Linked DNA regions of Homo sapiens: all the other regions are linked to region 3. Evidence: read pairs that join two places in POLR2A ChIA-PET (ENCODE). Cell type or tissue: GM12878. All regions are shown on one strand.

Region 1 (2,500 bases), 390 kb before region 3:
AGTGGTAGTCACTTAACCAAGTGTTTTGCATACTTTACCTCATTTAATCCTCACAATAATCTGAAGTAGAGATTGTTATCCCAACTTTTGCAGATGGAGGAGGCTGAGGCCTAAAAAGACCAAGTAAGTTACCTAAGGTCACACAGCTACCAAAGTAGTCTTGTCAGAGTTTGAGGACCTAGCTCACACATGTAATCCCAACACTTTAGGAGGCCAAGGCAGAAGGATCACTTGTGCCCAGGAATTCAAGACTAGCCTGAGAAACAGAGTGAGACCCTGTCTCTATTAAAAATTAAGAAATTAGCCAGGAGCAATGACTCACACCTGTAGTCCCAGCTACTCGGGAGTCTGAGGTGGAAGGCTTGCCTGAGCCCAGGAGTTCAAGGCTGCAGTGACCCATGATCGCACCACTGCACTCTGGGCGACAGAGGGAGACACTGCTTAGGGGGGGTGGGAAAGAAAGAAAATTTAAAAAGAATTTGAACCTAGTTCTGTTGACTACAAAGCCCATGTTTTTAACTTCTTTGCTAAATTCCCTACTCTGGATGTAGCCAGATAAATACAGACTATAACACTGAAGCTAATTCTCCTTCACTTACACCCTATGCTTCTGTACTTCAGCGGAGTTGAACTCACTTAAAATGGCACAGTACTCATAACAACGGCTTACTCATCTTGTACTGCTGTTCTCTTTACTCCGTTTGGTCCACCTCATCTAGATTAAAGACCACTCTCCTATTCTGGAAAAGACAGCAGCAAAACAGTTTTCTTTCTTTTTTTTTTTTTTTTTGAGACGGAGTTTCGCTCTTGTTGCCCAGGCCTGGAGTGCAATGGCACAATCTTGGCTCATCACAACCTCCACCTCCTGGGTTCAAACAATTTTCCTGCCTCAGCCTCCCGAGTAGCTGGGATTACAGGCATGCACCACCACATCTGGCTAATTTTTTATTTTTAGTAGAGACGGGGTTTCTCCATGTTGGTCAGGCTGGTCGCAAACTCCCAACCTCAGTTGATCTGCCCACCTCAGCCTCCCAAAGTGTTGGGATTACAGGTGTGAGCCACCGTGCCTGGCCGCAAAACAGTGTTTAAATGCCTCTTCCTTCTTGTTTTTCACATGACATTTTCTCCAAGCAGCAAAAATCCTGAATGGCAGTATGTTATAGAGTACAAACTTTTCACAAACTTCAGCTCATTAATTCAACACAAATATTTTTAAGTGTGACGAGACTTATTTAGGGTTTTAACCTCCTAAGCCTATTTTTACAAGTTTGCCATGCTTCTTTAACTCCATCTTTGGTTTTTTATTCTTTCATATACCTTTTTCATATGTTCTTTTAAAATCTGATTTCAAGTCAGCTCCATATTTAACTCTCTTGCCTTCTGTTTTTCACTGTAATGTTCCCCTCCAGCCAACTTCTCATTCTAACTTCTGCCTTTCTGTTAATAGCAGCACCGCCATTGTCTAGTCACCCAGGCTTGAAACCTCAGTCACTTTCAGCCATCTCACCCTTTACACCTACTCCATCACTAAGTCATATCAATTTTCCACTCATAACATGAGTTGTAACTCTCCTTTACTTCCTGTTCCCACTGCTTGTCTCACCAAGACTTCTTCAGTAAACTCCTAACTGGCTTCCCTGCCTCCAATCTCTCTCTCTTCTGGTTTTCCCTGCACATTGGCACTAGCTTAATCTCCTTGAAGCATTCCCCTATCACATGTTTTTCTATGTATCAATACTCAATCACGTATTACACCTTGCCTATTCTATCCCTATAGCATCTGTTATCACTATCCTAATTCAAGCCCTTTTAACCTTTCCTTTAATACTGCAATAATCTCTCAACTTGTCTCAATGCTTTTTTAGTGCTTCCCATTCCTAGTCCATTTCACATAATGCCAACAGATTAATCTTTTGATTAATCTGATTCAGCACTGATTCTGCCACTACTCAGCTGAAAAATACTTTGTGGCTTACTATTGTTTATCCATAAAGTCCATATTCCTTAGCCTAATATTCAAGGTCCCACCTTATCTCCCATTATTCCCCTTCATGTACCATACACTCCAACCAAATTAATACAGAAACCTTAAATTTTTCCACCTTTGAGCCTTTGCTCATGTTGACCTTTCTCTCATCTCTGTGTGTTCAAATCCTACCCTATCCTGAAAGACCAAACTCAAATGGTACTTCTTGAATGGGAGCTCTCTAGTTTCTTCCACTTGTCATTAGACATTTGTATGCTGTTTCTTTTTGGAGAAAAACATATTTCAAATAGGTTTTTAAATATAGGATCCTATGTTTGAGATTAAAGTCTCAGATATAATTTGACTACCCAAACTCCAGATTGACATAGTGCCTTTTCTATCGCTTCCCCACTTTACTAACCAATTCCTAGGCTTTGGTCAAATTTAGGCCCAGAATAGAAATTCCCCCCTTTCTTACTTCTCTTTTTGGAGGAGTCAAGGCAAGGCAGTTTTCTAATATGTTGTAGTAAAATA
Region 2 (2,500 bases), 410 kb after region 3:
AAGAAGTAAAAATTACTTTCAAAAATCTGCCATTGGCCAGGTGCGGTGGCTCAAGCCTGTAATCCCAGCACTTTCGGAGGTCGAGGAGTGCTGATCATGAGGTCAAGACATCGAGACCATCCTGGCCAACATGGAGAAACCCTGTCTCTACTAAAATACAAAAAATTGGCTGGGAGTCGTGGCATGCACCTGTAGTCCCAGCTACTCAGGAGGTTGAGGCAGGGAGAATTGCTTGAACCCGGGAGGCGGAGGTTGCAGTGAGCTGAGATGGCACCACTGCACTCCAGCCTGGTGGCAGAGTGAGACTGGGTCTCAAAAAAAAAAAAAAAAAGTCTGCAATCATAATTACTTACAGTTTAATCTGGAATTTAGTACTCTATTCTATTTTCAAAGCTGCTATAGGGTATGCTGTCCTTTGTAGTTCCACTTTTAGCAGAATTGAACGTTTTTCTAACGGGTACAGATCTTTATGCTTGAGACTGTGTGGAAACCTTGGACTTGAGCTCCACTCTCAGTTATTTTTTGTATTTGCTAAAACTTAAATACATTCTGTCCACCTCTAGCATGATACCTGGTATGTGATAGGAACCCAATAAAAGTTTGGCTTTGATGGGAGTGTATGTTTCTACATTATTTTTGGAGGGTAATTAGGTAGTATCTTTCCAAATTTTAAGTTTGTATGTGTTTCATTCCAGACATTCTACTTCTAGGAATTTAGATATAGTTGTATATATGTATAAGGATGTTCACATTGCAGCATTGTCTGTAACAAGATTTGAAAAGAACCTGAAAACAACTAAAGGTCCATTAATATTGAACTGGCTAAATACGTTATGGTACTTTTAATTATGTTACTCATAAGCAAGTAAATTGCCTATAGCCATTAAAAATAGAATCTATGTATGCATAAATTGACTGGGATAATCAGTGTTTAAGGTATACTGTAGAATATGTACAGTTACTCCTTTTGTATAAAAATAGAGGATATACATATATGTGAAAGTAAATATGTATACAAAATATGCAAAATGTGAATGTAAGCGCTGGTAAATATCTAGAAGAACACACAAGGAACCGGGGCGTGGGGCGGATCGGGCAGAGGGACTTCCCTGTGCCTCACTGTTTGAATTCTGAAGGGTGCATACACGCCCTTATTGACCTGTGCTACTGGCCTCTGGCTAAAGAGGGCGCTGTAGCCACCAAAGTCCTGTTTACAGATCAGGAGTCTCAGTAAGCCAGCGTGGCTACGCCATCACGACCGGCGGTGGCACATGCGCAATAGCGAGACGCTGGAGCGCGGCGTAGGTGGCTGCCGAGTCTTTTCCTGTTTAGGGTCTTATCCTGGCATTGAGGGCGCCGGACTGGCGCTTTTGGCCGACTTGGCATTGGGTGGGCGGCTTCTTGGGACCCACATGAGCCAGTGGCATCATCCCCGCAGTGGCTGGGGCCGGAGACGCGACTTTTCAGGACGCTCCTCAGCCAAGAAGAAGGGCGGAAACCACATCCCCGAAAGGTAGTATGTCTTGGTCCCTTGGCGTGGCCTTTCCAGCTCGTGGCTTCTGGGTCTGGGCTTCATCGTTTGTGGTCTCTGCCTCTCGCCGTTGCCATCGCAAGCTTGACTTGTCCGCCGCTTGCTTTGAGGCTTTGACCCTCTGCGCCACCCGCTGTAGCTGAAAGGGGCGATGTCTGTGATGTCCTGTGATTTCTCCATATTCTTGTAAAAGGGAGGTTCTGGCCATTGCTCTTAGGTAAAATACGGAAGGATTGCTTTAAGGTGGGACTGTTACTGTTGGGGACACTCCTTAATTCCCAAAATGGAACCTCCTCAATTCCTTGTTACGTTGGCACGGAAAGTGTAATGGTTTGAGTTAGGAACCCAGCAGTAGTAGCGCCCTGAGATCTCACATGGAAAGTTGGTTTGTATTGTTTCCAGAAATCACAAAGAGCATACTTTGTTACTTCCTAACAGGCCTCATTTGAAAGATAACTCCTTTATACGTACAAATGATTAATTTTGAGACTTTGCACGTAGGTGCATTGAACTGTTTTTACTCCTTGAGACCATCCTCCACCATCTCATACCTCAATAAATCCTCTTCATTTTATCTACTATCTTTTGACTGTCACTTTCTGTCAGTACCCTAATACAGGTCTTGCCTGACTTATTGCAGTGGGGTTCTAATTAGTGAATCTCCTGTTTGTTTTCTTCCAATCCGTTTTTTTGTTTTTGTTTTTGGGATGGATTTTTGCTCTTCTCCGCCAGGCTGGAGTGCAATGGTCCAATCTCGGCTCACTGCAACCTCCGCCTCCCGGATTCAAGCGATTCTCCTCCCTCAGCCGCCCAAGTTGCTGGGATTACAGGCGCCCGCCACCACACCCGGCTAATTTTTTTTGTATTTTTAGTAGAGATGGGGTTTCACCATGTGGGTCAGGCTGGTCTCGAACTCCTGACCTCAGGTGATCCACCTGCCTCAGCCTCCCAAATTGCCGGGATTAACAG
Region 3 (2,500 bases):
AAGAGAGAAGGAAAGAAGTCAACAACACAAACCTTAGCTTCTGACTAATAATAATAGCCAGTATGAGGGGAAGCAGGGAAAAAGTACATTAACAAAATAATAATAATAACCAACATATACCACTTACCGTTCTGAGCATTTTACATGCATATTTAATCTTCACATTGGTCCTACTCTTATTCCTATTTTGCAGATGAGGAAACTGAGGCACAAAGAGGTTAAATAACTTACATTAGTTACACAACTAGTGAGTTAGAGTTAAGACAACAAAGGAAAATAATAAAAATATAAAAGTAGAGGCATTTTGGCTGAGCACAGTGGTTCTCGCCTAAAATCCCAGCACTTTGGGAGGCCGAGGCAGGTGGATCACCTGAGGTCAGGAGTTCAAGACAAGCCTGGCCAGTGTGGTGAAACCCTGTCTCCACTAAAAAATACAAATATTAGCCAGGGATGGTGGCACATACCTGTAGTCTCAGCTACGTGGGAGGCTGAGGCAGGAGAATTGCTTGAACCTGGGAGGCCGCAGTTACAGTGAGCCAAGATCGCGCCATTGCATTCCAGCCTAGGCAACAGAGCAAGACTTCGTCTCAAGAAGAAAAAAAAAAAGAGTAGAGGCATTTTAAAACTTCAGAGTGGGCCAGACGCGGTGGCTCATGCCTATAATCCCAGCACTTTGGGAGGCCGAGTGGGCAGATCGCCTGAGGTCAGAAGTTCAAGACCGGCCTGGCCAACATAGTGAAACCCCATTCCTACTAAACCCCATTTCTACTTTAGCCGGGCGTGGTGGTGCATGCCTGTAATCCCAGCTACTCAGGAGGCTGAGGTGGGAGAATTGCTTGAATCCAGGAGGCAGAGGTTGCAGTGAGCCGAGATCGCGCCTTTACACTCCAGCCTGGGCGACAAGAGCAAGACTCTGTCTCAAAAAAATAAAAAACTTCAGGGTGATTGGGGTCTCTCCACAGTTGAAAACAATATTAGGCAAATTTTTGTCAACAATATGAGCCAAAATTTTGTCATCATATCTCACTCAAAAGTGCACCTTCAGGCCAGGCACGGTGGCTCACGCCTGTAATCCCAGCACTTTGGGAGGCCGAGGCGGGCAGATCTCCTGAGGTCAGGAGTTTGAGACCAGCCTGGCCAACATGGTGAAACCCTGTCTCTACTAAAAATGCAAAAATTAGCCGGGTGTGGTGGCATGTGCCTGTAATCCCAGCTACTCGGGAGGCTGAGACAGGAGAATCGGGCAGAGGTTGCAATGAGCTAATATCGCACCACTGCACTCCAGCCTGGACGACAGAGCGAGACTCTATCACAAAAAAAAAAAAAATGCACCTTCAGAGAAGGCTACTCTGTAGTCAGAGAACTACAGGCCGTGCCTGGCAACATAGATTGTCATCTGTACCCTTGATTCCTGCCTGAATCCCTCCCCCTAGACCAATGTCTTTTGTGGGTGTTCACTCCTGAACCACTGCCGTGGAGCGTGACAATGAGAATGCTGTCAGAGGACTTTCCCAATGTCACCACATTTATCAACTTCCTCCTTCTGTCCTCCTCTTACAGGAACTTTCAAGATCATTGAATAGATCATTCTTTTTTTTTTTTTTTTTTTTTTTTTTTTTTTTTTTTTTGAGACGGAGTCTCGCTCTGTCGCCCAGGCTAGAGTGCAGTGGTGTGATCTCGGCTCACTGCAAGCTCCGACTCTCGGGCTCACGCCATTCTCCTGCCTCAGCCTCCCGTGTAGCTGGGACTACAGGCGCCCACCAACACACCCGGCTAATTTTTTCTATTTTTAGTAGAGACGGGGTTTCACCGTGTTAACCAGGATGGTCTCGATCTCCTGAGCTTGTGATCTGCCCTCCTCAGCCTCCCAAAGTGCTGGGATTACGGCGTGAGCCACCGCACCCGGCCGAATAGATCATTCTTAAACACTCTTCTCTTGCTTTTGTAATACTCCCTCTTAGTTTCCCTTCCGTTTCTCTGACTGCCTCTTCTCAACCTCCTTTGTAAGTTTCTTCCCTTGTGGTCTTTAAATGTCGGAAGTCTGGGCCGGGCGCGGTGGCTCATGCCTGTAATCCCACCACTTTGTGAGGCCAAAGCGGGCAGATCACGAGGTCAGGAGTTTGAGACCACCCTGACCAACATGGTGAAACCCTGTCTCTACTAAAAATACAAAAATTAGCCGGGCGTCATGGTGCGCGTCTGTAATCCCGGCTACTCAGGAGGCTGAGGCAGGAGAATTGCTTGAACCTGGGAGGCTGAGGTTGCAGTGAGCCGAGATGGCACCACTGCATTCCAGCCTGGGTGACAAAGCGAGACTCCATCTCAAAAAAAAAAAGAAAAAAAAAAAAGGTTCAAGACGACCAGCCTGGCCAACATGGTGAAACCCATCTCCACTAAGAATACAAAAATTAGCTGGGCGTGGTGGCATGTACCTGTAATCCCAGCTACTCGGGAGGCTGAGGTACGAGAATTGCTTGAACCCAGGAGGTAGAGGTTGCAG

Evidence for each region. ChIA-PET counts read pairs that join two places held together with the same protein. Peaks named below come from ENCODE experiments on the same cell type or tissue, not always from the same donor. Only the 100,000 strongest peaks of a DNase experiment are listed, where the experiment ranks them.
Region 1: POLR2A ChIA-PET joins it to region 3 with 8 read pairs; 3 of 35 experiments call an interaction of 5 or more read pairs at or near these places.
Region 2: POLR2A ChIA-PET joins it to region 3 with 6 read pairs; 5 of 35 experiments call an interaction of 5 or more read pairs at or near these places.

The regions. Positions count from the first base shown.
Region 1 is chr2:74,570,288-74,572,787 of GRCh38, reverse strand. All of the region lies in intron 7 of M1AP (meiosis 1 associated protein), which reads left to right. Among named protein-coding and RNA genes, the nearest start is that of DOK1, 17 kb to the right of the region's middle. RefSeq lists enhancers at 335-544, 1,542-1,641. In GM12878, a CTCF peak has its summit at 430; a DNase peak (open chromatin) is centred at 1,517; H3K4me3 peaks cover 452 bases; H3K27ac peaks cover 2,500 bases.
Region 2 is chr2:73,778,887-73,781,386 of GRCh38, reverse strand. It overlaps DUSP11 (dual specificity phosphatase 11), which reads left to right and starts at 1,284. Exons shown (of 9, transcript NM_003584.3): 1 at 1,284-1,513. The coding sequence starts at 1,413. RefSeq lists enhancers at 1,313-1,382, 1,463-1,512, 1,643-1,792. In GM12878, a CTCF peak has its summit at 1,180; a DNase peak (open chromatin) is centred at 1,216; H3K4me3 peaks cover 1,270 bases; H3K27ac peaks cover 959 bases.
Region 3 is chr2:74,185,085-74,187,584 of GRCh38, reverse strand. No RefSeq gene overlaps it. Among named protein-coding and RNA genes, the nearest start is that of MOB1A, 7.5 kb to the right of the region's middle. In GM12878, no CTCF peak of the experiment used is centred here; a DNase peak (open chromatin) is centred at 1,494; H3K4me3 peaks cover 626 bases; H3K27ac peaks cover 1,790 bases.